Linked DNA regions of Homo sapiens: regions 2, 3 and 4 are each linked to region 1. A link is a loop called in an ENCODE intact Hi-C map of the cell type or tissue named here. Cell type or tissue: HepG2. All regions are shown on one strand.

Region 1 (5,000 bases):
GGAGTTGAACCCAGTTGATAAAGTTCAACTGCCCAACTGCCCAATAGAGCAAGAACAAAAAATTTCTAAGACAAAGGCCAGAGCCTATTTTACAAGGACTCCGGGTACGTGATCAATAAGGCAGAAAGGAGAAAAATTTACCAAAGCCATTACTTAAAGAAGTAAGCTCTCAGATGGGATAATGCCCTGTGAATGCCAGCCGTGGGCCATGAACTCCCCAATTTCCTGAGCAGTCAGTCTGTTGGGGGGTCTGGGGGCCTGATACACAGTGGAAGATCACCCTCTGCCTTTATGGCCCATAAAACAAATACTTATACTTCTAAGGAAATTGGAGTAATCTAGCTAAGGAAAAGGGACTCTTTCCTGGGGCTAGAAGCTCCAGATAGACAAACCTAGGTGACCTGGGCAGAATCAAGACTGCTGTTGCCTTGCTTGTCAGAGGCTGGTGGCAATGAATCCACTAGCACCTGAAGGGATCCATGGAACAGGGGAACAGTGGCAGAGAGGGAGAAGCCCCTTCAATCTGCTTCTAGGAGAGCAGGCAGGCTGCTCGCTGGGCTCTGGGGCCAGTCACAAAGCCAGAGTAGTGTCCCCAATGTCCAGTAGGAATTTTGTCAAATCTAGTGAGAGAGCTTTCGAAAACTGCCCTGTTAAAGGGAGGTGATAGAGAGTACCATGATTACAGCTGGGATTCAGGGGTCCAGCTGCGTGGATTCAAATTCTGGCTCTGCCTCTTGCCAGCTGTATAATTTTGTTTAATTCCTCTATGACTTAGTTTTCTTATCAGTAAAATGGTGATAATAATAGTGCATATTAGGTGCAGCTTTTAAGGATACATGAGCTTATACTACATACCTAGAGAAACAGCAGGATGAAGTGTCTAAGAGCACAGGCTCTGGAGCCAGATGGCCAGGGTTTGAATCCTGGCTCCACCACTTACTGTGTGCATGATGTAGGGCAAGTTATTTAGTTTCTCTGTCTCATTGTCCTCTTTCATGGGAATAATAGCATACTTCCTTCATTTTGGTCATCACAAAGATTAGTGAGTCAATCTATGTAAAGGGTTTAGAATGGCACCGATATTTAGCAAGCACTCTGTTAGCTGTGATTAGCACAAGGCCTTGTACATCTTGGTGTGATTGTGTGGCATATAATAATCAGGCAATAACATTTTCCTTCTGCTGGAAGCGGAGACAAGAGGGGGAAACTCATATGCTTGTGACAGAGCTCTGCCCAGTTCATATTCAACACATCTCAGAACTGCCCTGTCTCTTGGTTGATGACACTGTGGGTAGTGAAGTTTGGTCCATTCCCACAGGTGTGATCACATTGGTGTCCGTTTTGCGCTCTGCCCCAATCACACCTTAGCTTCTAGGCTGCCTACCAAAGACATTGTCTCCCCAGTGGCGCTCTCAGACCCAGCCTGGCAGCACACTGCCATTGTTGGGTGACTGATGGCCCACGGGAAATGGGGCTTCCCTTCTGCCCTGGGGCCTGGCTGTGAAAGCAAGCACAAGAAAAATGGTATCAATAAAGAAGGCTGCTCCTGGTAGACAGTGCCTCTTTTTTTCCAACTAAATGATACACCTAAGGCATAAACCACAGAGTCTGAAATCTGAGCCAACCTGGTTGTCTTTTCAGCTTCTGGAACCCACTTGGGACATTGCTACTCCCCCGTGCCTCAAGGGTACCCTTCCTTAAGACCTTGTCCTACAAAGGCCTCATCGTGATTTGCCTGTTGGAGCTTGGCTTGCTCTGATAGACAAAGTGCAGGAGTGGGGTGTGGCTGAGCCGCAGCAGCTGCAGGGAGATCTTTCAGAGAACTGTGGGCAGGACAGAGAACTCCGATCCTGGCCCTGGCACTGGCAGGCTGGGTGAAGTCTCTAGTGCTTAACCCCCTTAGTCCTCTTTTTGCAAAATGAAGGCAACATCAACAGACTTCGGGGAGTCTCCTGAGACTAAATCCTTAAAGAGGGAGTTAGGGAAAAGCAGGTGGTAGTGTTCACTGTGTTGACAGAGCAATCATGCTCATCAGAACCTGTGGTTTTAGGGCCTGGGGGCCATGGAAAGAGCAAGGGGTGGCTTCATCCTCAGGTGGATAGTTCTCCTTCCTGGGGCCTCTCTTCCTTCCTCTCTCCCTTGCTATCCCCTAACCTGTCCCAGTGCTTCTTTAGAGACCAGGAAGATTCTCAGGAATGGTTGCCCCTTGGGCCAGTGTTAGAGCAGGAATCTAGAAGGAAGGTCATGTGTTAGGCCTGCAAAATTTACCCTTCTCCCCAGATGCTTCCATTCCTCTTTACCTCACTGCCCTCCCTTAGATTTTTATTTGGCCTAACTTAGGTCATTTTTTTTAACCAAAAAAAAAATGGGGGGCTATTGGCATAGTTCTACCTCAGCAACTATCCAGGGAGCCTGGCCTGGTCCAGGCATGCAGTGGGTTTTCCTTCAGAAATGAGTCCTTTGAGAGCCCAGAGAAGGGCAGCCCTGAGCCTGTTCACTCAGCCTGACCTGGAAAAACTGCAACCCACTGAGACACTCTGTTTCTCAGTTCTGTCCTTTCTAGAAGGTACCATTCCTCCTGAAAGGTCAAAGTGACTGTTCAGTCTCAATCTATCATGTGATGAAAGGTGTGGTACCAACTACAGCAAATAAACTTACAATTTCCAACATCCAACCAAAGAGGCTGACTACAAAATAAAGCTATTCCTACGAAACTGCAATTTTTGCAGGTCAAATTTTCAGCCAGCCACCAGAGGGTGCCCGTAGAGCTCTCTAAAAATGACCAAAACCTGAAGAATTAGAGGAGAAAGAAAATTTCCAGTGCATGGAAGACCAGGACAAAATACAGCTTACCCCCACGTGACTTGAACAGATACACAGGCCAGACAAGGAGCTGTGAGGCTGTCGACAACAAGAACCAGGGTGGGAGTAACCCCAGATTTTACCTAGATATGAGCTAAACAAGTTGCTTCTTGATTTCACATTGGCAATTGCGATAGTACTTTGAGGACTGGCCCAGAAAGCATTTTCATCCCCTGGCAAAACTCTTCCCCATCAGCTTCCCAACCATGTGTACAAAGGAAATGCAAATACATGTGAATAGTAGCCTGAGTCAAAGTCTTCTTGGAAGGTAAGGCTGCTTGCGACTGCTGCTGCTTTGAAAAAGAAAAATCCTACAATGCAAGTGAAAGGACAGATTTTCTGAGCCACTGCTTCTGCACCAGGGTGAGGGTTCAGAAGGACGAAATACAGGTACCATGGTTCTCTGAAGAGATGGTCTTGTGTGGAGCACACCTGGCATGAAAGGATGGGGACAGCTTCTACCCTCTCCCCAGCAGGGCCCGACAAGCAGGCTGTGTGGCATTCCTGTATTTCCAGGGCTGGCACAGTGGCTGACACACAGTAGCTGCCTGTAAATGTTTGTTGAATGAGTGAATAAATGACTAGGAAGGGAGCTGGAGTGGGTGTGACACTGTCTGGGCTGGCTGGAGCTTTCACCAGGTTGAGGGATGACAGGGAAAGGGGTAGGTGGGTGTGGGAGGGTAATTTCCCAGTGAGGAGAGATTCTGTGTTTCATCTGGGTTGCCTGTCTGAGGCCTTTTCTGTGGGCAACGAAGGCCCTAAGACAGAGTGTGTGGACTCTGCCCTAATGATAGTCAAACCGCCCAATGGTCCCATTCATTCACGTATTTGTCTACTAATTGACAGCTATTGAGTACCTAATGGGAACCGTGGCCTTCATCCCTCATCCCTACGCAGGCGACCCCAGACTGTCTTAGCCACCTTCGTGAGCTGGGGATGGGAATGCCGGAGGAAGTGAGCACATGGCTAATACTGGGCAGGGGCTTTGGCTGTCTGGAAATGCAGCCAGCAGGGAGCTGGACTGAGGCACCGGTTGCTGGCAATTGGGCCATTTGTCTCTCTGGACAAGTGCAAGCAATAAGTGTGTATGTGCTCTGTGTGTGTGAGACTATGCAGGTGTGAGTGTGGGTTGCAATAATGTTTCACCTTTGCCTGAGGGTCTACCATTTCACAACCCTTTGGCAGCACCCAGCCTCCCTTGCTGTGCCTACAAGGGAGAGAAGAGGTGATTAATATTTAAATTTGGAAATAGCTGTAGTTTGGAGACAGACATTATCATTCTAATTCACCATTGGAGAAATTATTATGTCCATGCTTTGCAGAGTATAATGTAGCCTCTATACTTGCTCCCTTCCTAATTTTTCTCCCTTGGGGCTGCTTTAATGACATCTTTGGGGGGATTACAGCCTTCAGATGAACCAAGGGGCATGTCTGACTTGGAAGAAAGAGAATGGGTTTAGGAATCTTCTTGTTTCTCTCCTCCCCTGCCCATGGCTAAGTCTGTCCTTCTGATACTATAATGAGCATCTTTTCCCCATCAGACTGAGAAGTGTAGTTTCTTGAGCTATAACCCTTTTAGTTTGCAAATCTCACACTGGTGAGGTGCTGATGATCGCTGGGCCCACTCTGAGTAGTGGCCCAGCAGGATTCCCCACACTCTGTGAGCTGTTTGATGGCATAGATTATGTATCCACCTAGTCCTTTTAAATTTCTGATCTCCAACAGGTCTTGGCACAGTCCTGTGTACTGGGCAAGGTTAGACACAAGTGAGAGACTACTAGGAAAGAGCTTCAATAAACCAGCTATAGCTAAAGCAAAGGAAAATGTTCTGGAAAAGCTAAGCAGGCTCCCGAAGAAGCTTCCACTGGATTTTCCCATCAGATTGCTTTTGTCATAAGATCTTCTCTGGGGAAAAAATCCATTTTTTTTTTTAAAGGGAAGGAAAGAAAACCCATACCTAGAGGCAAAAGATGGCCCAATGACATCTTTGCCTGAGCTCTCTGTCAAGGAGAATCTTAGTGGAAGCCATAAGATTATGGAGTTTAGACATCAACAGAGAGAGTGTGGGTCAGGGAGGAGCTTACCTTAGACACACTCAGCATGGACCAAGGGGAGTTGTGTGGATCTGTGAGTGCCAT
Region 2 (5,000 bases), 260 kb after region 1:
ATCTTACATGGTGCATGCACAGATCACATCTCTGCAGCCTTCCCCGTGCATTGCATTTCCACTCACCTCCTCCTCTGAACTCCCCCGTGTGTACATTTTTAATGCTATTTATCACATTTTACTTTATACTAATCGTCATAGCTGGGTCCTTCTTCCCCCGTGACTGTAAGTTCCTTGATACGGGCAGATATGGTGACTGATACAGTTTTGAAATCCCCATGCCGCCTGGCACACCACAGAGCCTCAATTAGTTTACCCACTTTCAAACATGGGTTTTTGAGAAGGAAAGGCAAGAGTGGTGTGAGACGAGGCTGGAGAGGTAGCACAGGGCCAGATAAAGATGACAAGTTTAGGAGTCTTTGAGGATTCTGGATTTTACCCAAAGAACTATATTAGCGCAGGATTTTAAATGTGGGATATGACATGGGTAAAACCAACATTTAGAAATATTTCTCTGCTGGAATGGAGAGGGGCAGGCAAAAGATGGTGGTAGCTTAGATTGATGGTGGGGGACAGTGGGAAGAAAAAAAGGAAAAGATCTGAAGAAAAATCTAGTAGACAGAGTGGACAGGAATCACAATTGATTTGATGTGAGGAATAAAATAAATGAAAATATTAAGAGCGTTTGCCAAATTTGACTTAAATACCTGGCTGCATGGGGATGCAAATTTCACAGTGAGAGACTGCTGAAGAGCTGGGTTCACTGTGTGTGCAGCAGGAGGAGGTGCAGGAAGTGAGGAGGTAATTTAGTTTGGTTCATATCGAGCTTGAGGTGCCTACGAGACATTCAGGGGTGATATCCAGGAACATGGGTTTGGAGATGGAGCTGGATCTGTGGGAATAGACAAAAGCACCTAAGAAGGGGGTAGAATAAGAAAAGAAGAGGGCCTGAGACAGAGCCTGGAAGATTCCAGCATCAATAGGCTAGGGCAAGATGGCAGAGTCAGCCCCAGACACTGAGGAATAGTTTGGTGTTCCTGGGCCTGAGGGACAGCAGTGTTCTCAGAAGGTCACCTGTGGCAAAGCTGCCAAGAGGTCAAGTAAGAAGAGAACTGAAGAGCTTAGACTGGAGGTAGCGTGGCCATGTGAGGCACTGTGAGGGCAGGCAGACGGAATGACATTGGAATGAGCTAAGAAGTGGGTAGACAGGAGGAAACGGGACTGGCTTGCAGGGAGCTCTGCTGAGAAGTTTCATTGCAAAGTGAGGAGAGATAGAGGCTGTAGCTCAAGGCATCTGTGGGGAGTGGGAGAGGTTAGGGTTTGTTTACTTGTTTTTGCTTTTAAGATAGAAGAGACTAGAACATGTTTAAATGTGAGAATGGAAGGAGGCAAGGAAGAGGGAGAAGGTAAAGACTCAGGAGCCACACATGACAAATGATGACTGAAAGCGTCAAGTTCCCAAGAAGGTGGGAAGATGGAGCCTCCAGGCTGCAGATGGAAGAACTGGCCTTTGTCTGATGAGGAGGGAAATGTCTTCATTTACAACAAGAAAGAGGAGATGATGAGTACGGTGCAGGGGCTTTGTGACAACAGGAAGGCAAGACAGCCTTTGGAGAGGCTTTAATGTCTGTGATATCAATGTGGAGCTAAAACTCTATTACTATTAATAATGAATTATCATAATGAAGCAGCTACCAGTAGCGACTGATGACTATGCTAAGAATTTGTATTTAATAATTTAAGCCTCACAACAAACTTATTGGGTAGGTTTTATTTATACCTGAGGAAACTGGGGTTCATAGAGGTTAAATAATTTGGCCCAAAAAGTGACAGTTGGTAAGAAATAGACCCAGGAATGAACCCTATGCCCATTCCAAACTCCCTGTTATTGCTATTACTGTGGCTATTGTCTGGCTATTGCTGTTACATCGGCAATAAGGGCCAACTCTTTACTTTTTTAAACTCACTGTGTGCTTCATGCTATTGGGAAAGTTTATAGTATACTGGAGAAGGCTTTCCTCGTCAATCTTAGGGTTAATTGAACTGTGTGCAGCTTATAATTCTAAGAATACTGGAAATGGATGGAGACAATCAGAAGAGTCCTCCCCCACATTGTGTTCCGAAATGCAGTGATTAGGTGTCATATTCTAGCATTAAAATTTTTTATCTGCTCCTTGTCTGCACAGGAGGGCAGCAGATATTTACCAGCACTGGAATAGTTAATGAAGCATGCAGCATTAGGTCTCTTTCTCATAACGGGCTTTGGGATTTTTGCTGTGATTGTTCAATGTACACTCTGCCCTCTAGTGGCCAAGATCTCCCTCGACCCGAGGGGTATCCACGAAACCCCACGCAGGGCCGTGGAAGGGGAGTTTCCTTGCACTTCACAATGGCTCTGTCCAAAGGATTTTCTTATGTGCATTTCTGTATTATTTTCATTCATTAGTTTCTCTCTCCATCTTCTACAGTAATGTATGATCAATTGGAAAACCCAGGTGACCCAAACTCCAGTGCCATTTCATAGCCATACAGCCTTGAATGCAGTCGTTATCACTGTGAGCCGGATCCCGTGGATCTGAACATGGGCTTTGGAGGCAGAAAGACCTGGACTCCAGGCCCAGAGTAGCCCACCTTTGTACGCGGACAGTTTCTTCCCCTGGGAAAGGGGGATAACATTACCTGCCTGGGGATTAAATGGGCAAGTGTGTACAAATGGCCTGGCACCTCACGATTGTCCAACAGATGTTGGTTCTCATGTTTCTTTGGCTTAACTCCCTGATTTCTGGGAAGATCTTTGAAGAGTAAGTGAGAATCGTCTCTGATGACAGTGTTGCGTTTAGCCGGTGTTGCATTGTAATTGTCTGATTATTGTTCATGTGCCCCATTGGACAATAAGCTTTGGTGAAGATAGGGGTCTTGTTGGTATCCCCACACCCAACACATAAGCCATTCAATAAATCTTTGCTGAATGAATAAGAATGAAATGTGTCCTAACACAAAGAAATGAAAAATGTTTGAGATGATGGATATGCTAATTGCCCTGATCTGATCACTGTACATTGTATCAAAACACCACTGTGTACCCCATAAATATGTACAATTATTATGAATCAATAGAAAAAAACTGGCTCGGCGCAGTGGCTCACGCCTTTAATCTCAGCACTTTGGGAGGCCTAGGCTGGCGGTTCGCTTGAGCTCAGGAGTTTGAGACTAGCCTAGGCAACATGACAAAACTGTACCTCTACCAAAAATACAAAAATTAGCCAGGCATGGTGGCGCATGCGTGTGGTTCCAGCTACTTGTGCGGCTGAGGTGGGAGGTTCACCTTAGCCTGGAAGATTGAGGCTGCAGTGAGCCATGACTGCACCACTGCACTTCAGCCTGGGTGACAAAGTGAGACCCCGACTCAAAAAAAGAGAAAAGCAAAGCAAAGCAAAGCAAAGCAAGAAACCCTGAACATATGGCTCCCAAATTCAAGCATCTCAAGTCATTTCCTAGGCACACTAAATTTTAAGACCTGCTCTAGAGGTTTGACCTCTAGGAGTCAAGCTATGGATAGAATTTAATTTGGGACTTACCTTTGTTCTCTATAATCTGCTTCATATCTGGTGACTTTTGACCTCAGCTGGGAAACAGAGCTCATGACTTCCTGCCAGATTCTTTGTCAAAAGAGCTAGTACGTGTGTTTATGAAATGGAGTCTGACTTAATGCAGAAGCTTTCTTTAAAGGTCTTGACCATAGTTTAGGGTTAAGGGAATTATTACAGAAGAAACAATTAGCATCTTACTAACTGACTGTAGGCTTGAAGTCTTTCCAAATAAACAATTTTCTTAAAAATGTTATTTATCTTTTACTTAAAAATGGCCCCTTTAGTCTCTGTATGCTTCTCTTCTTGAAACTGTGTCTCTAGGGTTTCCAAATGAGCTCATTACTTGATCTGGCTTGCTGCAGTTTCAGGAAGGCAGTTCCTATAATGTTCCTGATTGTTTGTTCTGACGTTCTTCAGACATCAGTTACACAAATGTAGAAAAAAAGCCCAGGCTTTCCTCTAGGTCGAGTTGCCAGTATGCTTCTATGGAATTTGATCCCCCAAAAAAACTACTTAGGAGACCCGAATCTGGGGGCAGATACATTTCCATAGCTCTTGCCTCAAGTGACTATTTTTTCAGTTTTATTGAGGTATAATTGACTAATTGTATATATTTGTAGTGTACAACATAATGTTTTAATATATGTATACATTGTGAAATATTGCCACAGACAAGCTAATTAACATATCTATCATCTCACATAGTATTTTTTGGGGTGAGAACATTTAAGATCTGTTAGCAATTTTCAAGTGTTTAATACACTTATTAAATATATAATCTGAATAACTAATCTGAAGATTATTGGACAGCATGGTGACTGTACAATAGTAATTCATCCTGTCTACCTGAAACTTTGTACTTTTTGAGCAAATCACCCCATTCCTCCTCAAGTGAGTATTTTAATGTTTAAGTTTCAGAAACTTTAGGGAAAAAATTCTTTTCTCTCTCACAAGTTAAAATCAAAGAACCCAGTCTGGTTACATTTAAGTGAGCCAGGAGGGCAAAGTTGGGGAATATTATGCCTGGGGCTACTTGCTCCCAGATCAACAGAGTTTAACAGCAAGAACAATACTTACTGAGCATTTATTACATGCCAGGTGTCGTGCTGATTACATCACAGGCCATAGATCCAATATGATCCTCACAATAGTAACTGTGACACAGTGCAACGCTTATTACCCCCATCTTATCAGCTGAGGCATATAGCACAAAAGCGAGAAGCTGAGGCATATAGCACATAAGCGACTTGACAGGGATCATGTGGTCACTAAGTAATAGCACTAGGATTCAAACCCAGGCCCATCTGATCCACATTCATAAAAACTGGGCTATCCTCGAGGACAACTACTTTTTTCACTGATAGTCTGGAAAGACGTTGTTGCTATGCCAGCTCTATAGCTCGGGTATCCCTGGAGCTGCTGCTTCAGGAATGTGGTCTTTACGTCACAGTCAGTACCTCCTCTTAGTTG
Region 3 (5,000 bases), 230 kb before region 1:
AATAAGGCCCACGTAGCTATAATGAGTTTTGCTGTATAGAGATTCTAGGACAAACCTAGAAGCTAAGTGTCCTGGATTCTATTTGAAGATGTTATTGACTCCTTGGGAAGCCTTAAGATACTCAATTAACTGCCTTGAAGAATACTAGTTTATTTCTTTAAGTTGGAGTATGTAACAGGCTAAGGTTTTCCTTTCTTTGAGAATATCCTACAGTTTCCTACAAAGCGTCAAAACCGTGTGTGTGTGTGTGTGTGTGTGTGTGTGTGTGTGTGTGAAAAGAAATATAAAATTCCCTTTTCTTATTTTGGCTTATCTTCCCAGTTGGAATAAAATTCTCAACACATTTTTTCCTGGATGCACTCATAGTTCAAATGATGTTCCTTTAGGAAAAAAACCAAATCCACAACAAAAATTACCCATAAGATTTAATAAACCCACTGTATTTTTCTGTTCTTTTTCAATTCTATTTTCCATGTATTTTCATCCTTTTATAGCAGGAGCTCATCATTACTTTTTTTTTTTTTTTTGGTAAAATCATTGCTGTTTTTTTTTCCTGTCTAATTGCCTCATTGATTCATTTACCTAATAAACTTAATGGCTGAATTAAAAATAATTACGTGAATGAAAATGTAACCTCCTACAAGTCCTCTACTTCTTTGCACAAGGTTTAACTTTTAGAGAAATAGGTACTTTTGGCCGGGCGCGGTGGCTCATGGCTGTAATCCCAGCACTTTGGGAGGCCGAGGCGGGCAGACCACTTGAGATTGGGAGTTTGAGACCACCTGGCCAACGTGATGAAATCCTGTCTGTACTAAAAAAAATACAAAAATTAGCCAGGCGTGGTGGCATGTGCCTGTAGTCCCAGCTATCTGGGAGGCTGAGGCAGGAGAATCCCTTGAGCCCTGGAGGCAGAGGTTGCAGTGACCTGAGATTGCGCCACTGCACTCCAGCCTGGGTGATAGAGTGAGACTCCGTCTCAAAAAAAAAAAAAAAAAAAAAAAAAAGAAAGGTGCTTTTGACCCTTTCTCTCTATTCCATGCCTTTCTTAAGACATGTGCTGGTTAGTTAACTTGGGGAGTGACTCCATTAGCTAAGTGACAGTAGTCAGCCTGTGTCTGAAAGGGACTTAATCCCTGGTATCTTTTTCTTGTTCAAGTTGAGTAGCTGTGTTCTTTCCCAAGAATGCAGGCTTCCCTCTTTGGATTAATCTGTGTCAATGCCAGGAGCTTTGTCATGGCAAAAGAGATACAGCTGTGAACAAGGAACTTTTACTATGCTTTTAATTCAGTCAGTTGGTCAATATTTATTTAGCACTGTGACATATCAAGAATATAACCTCTGGTCCCTAGGAGCTTCTGACTTAAGGTAGACAAAAATAATGGCAAGACAAAAAATAATGTTGAAACAGAGCTGCAGGAAATTCTTTTGCTACCCAGCCCTTGTTCCAGCACTGTTAGTCTCTTGGTGTTCCAGGACTTGCACACTTCCTTTTCGTCATCTTTCAGCAGAGTTGTACATTGCAGCATGGGCTCTCTGGTGGCGGCAAGTCCCTGAGATGTGGTGTTAAGAGTATGTCTCTGGTCTTCCCTGTGGAGAGTGATAAGAAAGGGAGTTGAGGGCCAGGCGCAGTGGTCCATGCCTGTAATCCCAGTCCTTTCCGAGGTGGGTGGATCACCTGAGGCCAGGAGTTTGAGACCAACCTGGCCAATATGGTAAAATCCTGTCTCTACTGAAAAGATAAAAATTAGCCAGATGTGGTGGCATGCGCCTATAGTCCTAGTCCCAGCTACTTGGGAGGCTGAGGCAGGAGAATCCCTTGAACCTGGGAGGTGGAGTTTGCAGTAATCCGAGATCACGCCACTGCACTCCAGTCTGGGTGACAGAGCAAGACTCTGTCTCAAAAAAAAAAAAGGAAAAAAAGAAAGGGAGTTGCATATTCCCTATGTATCCTCTCTCTGGAGGTAGTGCAAAGCATGTGGGTTTTGGAGTCAGGCCTGACTCCGTTGTGTAACCTAAGGGTAAGATTTTGGCCTCTCTGAAAGCTCAGTTTCTCATCTGTAAAATGGGGATAATAATACCAGCCTCATAAGGCAGATGTGGTGATTAAGTGAAAAAATGAATGTAAAATGCTTAGAGCAGTGCCTGGCATGAAGCAGGTGCTTACTTTGCTCCTTGTCCTCCCAAGCCTCCAGTGGGAACTTCTGCTTTCGGAACAGTGCCACATTCTCTCTGGAAAACAAGCTATGTTATTTGTTAAGCTGCTCCAATGGCTCAGTCAATAGACTAAGAGTTATAGTCCCCAGAGTCAAACGACCTATTGTTATTAAATTGCCTTGGCCCTGCTAGTTTTGGGAGTTGTCATCTTGCACTGTTGATTTACAGTTTTCTTCCAACCCTTCTCTTGTAAATGTTGTTACTAGTTCAGGGCACTAGATGGCGCCATTTTACTAGGTATCGATAACTTTCAAAAACGGACCCCTCTGTCCTGCACTTTAAAAAAAAAAAAAAAAAGAAAAAGAATTTATATCGCATGCATCAGTATAGCCATATATTCCAGCACATCAAAGAAATACCTTTACATTTTGGTGTTTCTTTCATTTATAATAGGGAGAGTGTAATGCTGAGAAATCACCCAGAGGTGCACACGATTTAGTTCCATGGTTTAGTAGAGCAAGAAAACTATGGAGTAGACTCACAGGGAAGCCACAAATTTAATGGAAACTGGAAAATGAAGTGAATGAGGTAAAGTCAAATAAAAGTGGATTACTTGGTGTTTAAAGAATGGATAGGTAGGCTGGGGCACGGTGGCTCACGCCTGTAATCCCAGCACTTTGGGAGGCCGAGGCGGGCGGATCACCTGAAGTCAGGAGTTCGAGACCAGCCTGGCCAACATGGTGAAACCCTGTATCTACCAAAAATACAAAAATTAGCCGGGCGTAGGGGCACGGGCCTGTAATCCCAGCTACTCGGGAGGCTGAGACAGGAGTACTGCTTGAACCCGAGAGGCGGAGGTTGCGGTGAGCCGAGATCACGCCACTGCACTGCAGCCTGGGCGACAGAGGGAGATTCCGTCTCAAAAAAAAAAAAAAAAAAAAAAGAAAAAAAAAGGATAGGTAATGCCATGGTAAGCTCTAACAATGGAAGGATTTCTAGGGAAGATGATAAGCCGCTGTTAATCTCCACCACAAGGAAGAATAGAACAAGAAGAAATGGACTTATATGACTACATGAGAGACGTAAGTTAACTACAAGGAAGAATTTCTGGAGCCAAGGCAGTGTAATGTCACAACCAGGAAAATTATCAAATTTTTCTTTATTAATGTTAAAAACAAAGTAGACAAGAACTTGACATGTACAGGTTGGTTTATTTGCCATTCTACTAGAAGACGGAGGAAGGTTCTCTCCTTTATCATGATGCTTATTTGAAGCCTGGCATGACACAGGGTAGGACAATAGTCTTGTGTCCCAATCGTGCAGGCTGGGACTCGATATGAGCTAACAGGATTAGCAGTGTTTTGAAAAGTATCCCATTATTATGTGTCTGTATATCGGTATTATATTAGAGATCTATAGGAGTTGCTGGCATTTTTTTTCTTGGTTTCTAAAATACTTATATAAGGGTTGGGCTAGAGGGAGGAAAACGATCACAGGCGAAGAGAAAATCAAAGATCTCTTCATTGGCACTGTTTTTTGAACCTCTGTCTTGTTACTTATTATATGATCGCTCAGACTGTGGTTTGGTTTTGTTTATTGGCTATTCCTTATTGATACCTGTAATAGCTTGTAGATGAATATGGAGATTACATAGTTGTGATTATACACCAAGTCCACAAGGGGGCGCCAAACTCGACCTTCTCCCCAGAGTCACCCAACAGTACATATGGTGTCTATCCTGGTCGGTCTCCTTTCTTCCTCTCCTGCCCCATGGTACCATCAGTCCTCCTCCCGAGGTCCCATCTTCGTCCTGGGAGAATGCTTCATGTATGCCTTTTCAGGTTCTTCAGATCCTCATAGCAAATAATAAATAAGACAATAAAACTTTCCATTGCTCACAGTGACTGCCCCTCACTGCTTAACTTAGCTGCGCTATTCTAACAATACTACATCTTTCCAGGCTGGGCCTCACGTGGCTCATGCCTGTAATCCCAGAACTTTCGGAGGCTGAAGTGAAAGGATCCCTTAAGGCTAGGAGTTCAAGACCAGCCTGGGCAGCATAGCAAAAACTCGTCTCTACAGAAAATAAAAAAAAATTAGCCAGGCACAGTGGCATGTGCCTGTAATCCCAGCTACTTGGGAGGCTAAGGCTGAGGCAGGAGAATCGCTTGACCCCAGGAGTTCAAGGCTGCAGCGAGCTATGATTGCACCACTGCACTCCAGCCTGGGTGACAGAGTGAGACCCCATCTCTTAAAAAAAAAAATACTATATCTTTCCTAAGGTCATCTGCCAGGAAGGGGAGAGGTGAAGAAATAAAGATGGTGATGGAGGATTGGGATGAGGTGGAGAAAATTTAGTCCAGCCAGATTTTTCCTTTACTGATTATAAATGCATTGCGTGTTAACTGTAGAAAATTTGGAAACAGATATAGAATAGGACAAAAAGCAAAATTATTTATACTTCTGCTACTTCTAGATAACTACAGTTAATATTTTAAAACATTGTATTCTATGTAGCCATAGGAATTTGGAGAAACTGAAGCAACTGTTTGTAGAGAGCTGATCTGAAAAGTTATCCAGGGGCTAAAAAAGCAAGCATGATCTGTGGATCAGTGGGTAGAGAAAATCTGTTCTCAGAGAGAAAAGTGAGGCAGGGATCTAGAAAGAAAAGCAAATGAAGGTCTCTTGATCTCAGAGAGCAATAGAAAAAGTAAGAGTGGCTTTCTGGATATGAATAACTATTACGTATAAATTAAAAAAAAGAATGGCTTCCTGGGTCTTCTGTGCTTCTCCTTTTCCCAGTTCCCAGGATTAGGAGTTTTGAGCCATGACAGTACCGCTCTTAG
Region 4 (5,000 bases), 76 kb after region 1:
TGGATGATGGGTGATGTGAAGTCATGGGCCTCAAGGGGTTCATGACCCTTACAGTCTGCCTTGGAATGAAACACAGCTTCTTCCCTTAGGGACCAACTTGAAATGGCCTGAGATTGCCCCTGTGGCCAGGCTGGGCCATTAGGGCTAGATGTTGGAACTGGAGAAAGGACCCTGAGGAGGAGGCCACAGGGAAGAATATTCAGGGAACAGCAGCTCCCAGGTTTCTCCATGGTCTTGTTTTGATTCAGCACTCCAGGTAGGAGAGAAACCAAAGGGAGGTAGCACAAGGTAAGCAAAAGTTAGCTGAAGATGTAGATTGTCCATACTCATTAAGAAAATTTGCTGGCTGAGCATGGTGGCTCATGCCTGTAACCTAGCACTTTGGGAGGCTAAGGCAGGTGGATTACCTGAGGTTAGGAGTTCGAGACAAGCCTGGCCAACATGATGAAACCCCGTCTCTACTAAAAATACAAACATTAGCTGGGTATGGTGGCGGGCACCTGTAATCCCAGCTACTAGGGAGGCTGAGGCAGGAAAATCACTTGAACCCAGGAGGTGGAGGTTGAGCTGAGATTGCGCCATTGCATTCCAGCCTGGGTGATAAGAGTGAAACTCCATCTCAAAAAGAAAAAGAAAAAGAAAAAGAAAATTTCCTAGATTTTGTAGCTCACTCTAATGGGCCAAACATGTTTCATTAATTTTGAAAATAACCCACTTTGAAGAACCAATTTACCCAGTTCTGAAATGCATAGTTCTTTATGGGAGATGCTCAGCACTTCAGGACTACACAATGGAGTAGGAGATGAGAAAAGCCTGGTTTGTCTAAGAAGTCTCTACTAGTCAGGGTGTGGATGGCTTAGAGAAGAGGGGTTAATATGAGAAGACAGGCAACTTCACAAATGGAAGTAGATTCCCACTCATCCTATTAATGGTGTGCCAGAAAACTTTAGGTCCTTATTGACACTTACGGTGTACAGATGACCTGGGCCCCACCTCTGCTGTGAAGATAGGAGTGAAGAATTTCACGGCCTTGCCACCATTTAAAAAATTTTCTTTGTTTCTCTCTCCCCCTTCCTCTACTCTCTGCATGTGGGTGTACATGTGAGTGTGGGTGTGTGTGTTGGGGAGGTGGCTTAGGAATTATTTCAATGAATATGCTGGTAGTAGTTTGAGGAGTAAGTCATATAATTGTTGTGTTTCTACTTCTAGCTTTTAGGAGGAAAACATTCATAGGAGGAGATGATTAATTACTGTTTGAAGAGTGCTTTGAGATCCTCTAATGAAGGGTTTTAGAAGTATGAAACATGTGTCCTGAATGTGTGGTTACAACATGTGATTCTATGTTAGAATGGTGCTAGACTATCAAATAGACCCCTCTCCTATGTCCCTGAATAGGAAAGAACATGCTGACCGGGAAGGAGAGGGGAGGAGAAGAGAAGGGAGAAGGGCTGGAAGGAAAGGGGAGGTGTTGGAGAAAAGACTAGTGTCTTGTGTTAACCTGGAGGAAAGACAGCGTGGGCACCCCGGTGTCTGTGCACAAGTTGCACATCAGTTGCACATCTGAGAGTGAAACAAAGGTTTCCTTTGTTCCCCAACAGTTTGCTCCCTGTGAAGTTTGTTCCCTTCACCTTGCAATCGGAAGTCTGTTGACTTTCGGTGCGGTCTGTTGGTTCAAGCTTTGCCAAAGAGTTAATAACTACTGTATTGTTGTGGTGGAAGCTACCTTTAATTTTTCAACAGAACTGCGGAATTGTTTTCTCTTGTATTATTAATATTATTGGAATAATAATCATCAACCATTAAAATATTTATTATTCTCTGCATTTATGGAACTGCTCTTCTTAGAAAGTCCGCCTTTATTTTTCAACAAAGTCTTATTCTGAGAGGAGGTGCTTTCTCTAATATCTAAGGTCTAGCTGGAGAGCGGGCACCTCTTACACCAGCAGCAAGCAGTCACCTACCGCAGGAACTCACCGGGAGGCAGCAGCGTGTGCTAGTTAAACCTCAGACTCTGGATCCGGCTTGAATTCCTGATCTGCTGCTCCCAGTTACATGACTTTAGACAAGTTATTCACCTCCTCAGAATCACAACTTCCTCATCTGTGAAATAGGGTAGGAATAGTATCTACCTTTCTGTGTTATTGTGAGAATTAAAGGTGTAATTATATATAATGCTTACAATAGGATGTGATACATAAGAAGCCCCAGATAGGTGCTTGCTGCTGCTTCTGTCACCATTATTGCTATCCTCTAAGAAACTATAGGCTGATTTAAAGCAAATTATGATAATTATTTCTGTTATTATTATTAATAAAGCCTCCTAAAGAAACTAAGGTTGATTTAAAGCAAAATGCTGAAGAGGATAGAATTATTTTGGGGGCTCTCCTACTTCTGTTCTTAGTTTCTCTCTTTTTCTTTTAGTTTTTCCAAATTTTTGACAATGTACTCAAGGTTATAATGATGCGTTTGGGCACAGTGGCTCATGCCTGTAATCCTAGCACTTTGGGAGGCTGAGGCGGGAGGGTGGCTTGAGCCCAGGAGTTTGAGGCCAGCCTGGACAATATAGTGAGACTCCATCTCTCTAAAAAAAAAAAAGAAAAAAAAAATGTAGTGATGTGTTAAACATATCCCCTATGAGTGTGACTACTTAAGTCACATATACATACAGGGTTCGATTTATACTTTTAAAGGACACTGGAAGCTTGAATTTTTTTTTCTGGAAAAAAAAAAGAAATAGATCCTCTAGACTTCTAGAACTGTGCAACAGAATTTCAGGGAACATCTAGTTCAACTCCACAGTAGGCAAATGATTCATCCTTAGAGACAGGCATGACTGGTTAGTGGCAGAGTGGGCCTAGAATCTTGGGTTAAGTTAGACAACTAAGAGCTATGAACATGTGGCAGCTGGAGTGACTTCTTGTACACCTGTTTCCACTGAATTGCCCTGTGGCAATATGCCAGAAAAGAATCAGACTGTCTGCAAACTGATTATTTTATGCACTGAAGAGGGGTGTTGCTAAGGTTGCCATCCTGATCCTCTTTATGAACACCCTTGAGGAGCAGTATTGAAAATAGTTATTGTTTCTGGAACAACTGTTTTTTTCTTTAAATTTTTTCTGTTATTTTAGAAAAGTATTATTAATATTATTTTGATTACCAAATCATAGTTATATACATAACCGGTTTGTTTTCATTGGATGAACACCATGAACTTTTAATCTATTAATGTATCACATCTTTGCGTTGGCTACTAGGAAGCTCAAGGACAAATTTACATTCTATGTCTATGGTTAGAAGCTAATAGCTACCACAAATTGCAATTACATATTAGAGCTGAACACCTTGTAGCCAGTTTTCCTGAACTTTGATCTATTAAAAAAGGGAGTTTGGGGGCCCTTTCCATTGCATGCTTTACCTTTTTCATGGATATTCATGGTGTACACATTAATGTCTTAAAGGTTCTGAGAAGTCTGACAGTTTTAAATAAATCAAAAGAGCTTTAAAAATTTTGTTTAGCCTTGTAGTTGTAAAACTTACTTGATTACATAATCTTTAAAAATATTATCTCAGAAATTTCTAGTTTTATATGAAATGCATTTTGGAAAATACTACCTTTCATTAATCTGTAATCAAATCCTGTTTATTATTATTATTATTTTTTGAGATGGAGTTTTGGTCTTGTTGCCCAGGCTGGCGTGCAGCGGCATGATCTCTGCTCATTGCAACCTCTGCCTCCCAGGTTCAAGTGATTCCCCTGCCTCAGCCTCCTGAATAGCTGGGATTACAGGTGCCCGCCACCACGCCTGGCTAATTTTTTCTGTTTTTAGTAGAGACGGGGCTTCACCATGTTGACCAAGCTGGTCTCAAACTCCTGACCTCAGGTGATCTACCTGCCTCGGCCTCCCAAAGTGCTGGAATTACAGGCGTGAGCCACTGCGCCTGGCCAAATCCTGTTTATTAGATTCATGACAGTACAAAGGTTGGTGAACTTGTTTCTTTCTACTTCTGTGCCGCAGGAGAAAGTCTAGGCTGTGTACGTTGGACTAGATAACTGACGAGACCCTTGCTAGCTCTAAAATTTTTGATTCCCAATTTAAAAAATGAAGAAAACTTTTCAAGAATGTCTGTTCCTAGAAGTGGAAATACTAAAATGAATGCTAACGTTAGAACTTAAAACATTATATACCATTTCTGGCACTGTTTATCCATGTCTAATCTAAAAGATTGCTTTAAAAATTATGTTTACAGACACAACCACCAGGAGTGTTTACAAAGACACAAATTTTCTTTGAAAAGCATCGGAGTAAAAAGATGTAAGATTTTCTTGAAACTCTGGTTTGGTATAGAGTTTACAACCCCTCCTTCTTGCTTGATAAAGGCTTGTATAATGAGGTGATGAAACTTCATAGTGTATCTTTGGGAGGCTGTGCAGCTAGATATATTAATTCAAGCGTGTGGCCCATTCAGAGGCGACATTGTTCATTCATGGAGAATTTTGCCTGTAAAACCCATTCCTCTCCCTTCTCCATTAAAACTCAGCAAAAAACAACAAGGACCTCCAATACATATCTAATTATGTATGGGATAATAGGTACATACCCCAGCCATATATGTATTCCCTGGGCATGAGCCTGAGACTCGCCCCAGATAACACATCCAGCCTCTAGAGTTGTTCGTCGCCTTGACCAGTAGGGCCAGAGCCAAGGGGAAATAGCAAGGCAAGGTCACCTGCAAAGAGAAGTGGCAGGCTGCAGGGAGAAAGGACTGGCTTTCACACCTGTTCATGGGTGACATTCAACTTCTTCAGCAGCCTACTGGATGTGTCACCACAATCTCAAGTAGCTCTCATTGCTCTTCTCTTTGTGTATGCCCTTGTGAAGGGTGGGTGGGATTTTGTTGCTTCTCTGGGCCTCTTGTCTCGCTGATTTTGTTAGTATGTTGTTTTCTCCCTGTTTGACTTTTATTCATTTAATTCAGATTGAATGCCTACTATGTATCAG

Evidence for each region. A loop is a pair of places that touch in the nucleus more often than their neighbours do. Peaks named below come from ENCODE experiments on the same cell type or tissue, not always from the same donor. Only the 100,000 strongest peaks of a DNase experiment are listed, where the experiment ranks them.
Region 2: a loop joins it to region 1, with 13 times the contacts of the local background. A loop is called at or near these places in 101 of 110 quality-filtered maps.
Region 3: a loop joins it to region 1, with 11 times the contacts of the local background. A loop is called at or near these places in 3 of 110 quality-filtered maps.
Region 4: it touches region 1 in a loop (6-fold over the local background); 6 of 110 quality-filtered maps call a loop at or near these places.

Annotation. Positions count from the first base shown.
Region 1 is chr14:34,096,634-34,101,633 of GRCh38, reverse strand. The region is part of intron 4 of LOC102724945 (a long non-coding RNA gene); the gene reads left to right. LOC105370444 (a long non-coding RNA gene) reads left to right here and starts at 2,602. Exons shown (of 2, transcript XR_943735.2): 1 at 2,602-3,252. In HepG2, a CTCF peak has its summit at 2,750 (motif pointing right); a DNase peak (open chromatin) is centred at 2,773; H3K27me3 peaks cover 2,805 bases.
Region 2 is chr14:33,837,044-33,842,043 of GRCh38, reverse strand. No RefSeq gene overlaps it. Among named protein-coding and RNA genes, the nearest start is that of EGLN3, 110 kb to the left of the region's middle. RefSeq lists a silencer at 2,147-2,441. In HepG2, a CTCF peak has its summit at 2,241 (motif pointing left); a DNase peak (open chromatin) is centred at 2,233; H3K27me3 peaks cover 1,366 bases.
Region 3 is chr14:34,321,977-34,326,976 of GRCh38, reverse strand. No RefSeq gene overlaps it. Among named protein-coding and RNA genes, the nearest start is that of SPTSSA, 140 kb to the left of the region's middle. In HepG2, CTCF peaks have their summits at 2,433 (motif pointing right) and 3,839 (motif pointing right); DNase peaks (open chromatin) are centred at 2,426 and 3,846.
Region 4 is chr14:34,020,992-34,025,991 of GRCh38, reverse strand. All of the region lies in intron 5 of LOC102724945 (a long non-coding RNA gene), which reads left to right. Among named protein-coding and RNA genes, the nearest start is that of EGLN3-AS1, 16 kb to the left of the region's middle. In HepG2, a CTCF peak has its summit at 1,968; DNase peaks (open chromatin) are centred at 1,611 and 1,981; H3K4me3 peaks cover 1,292 bases.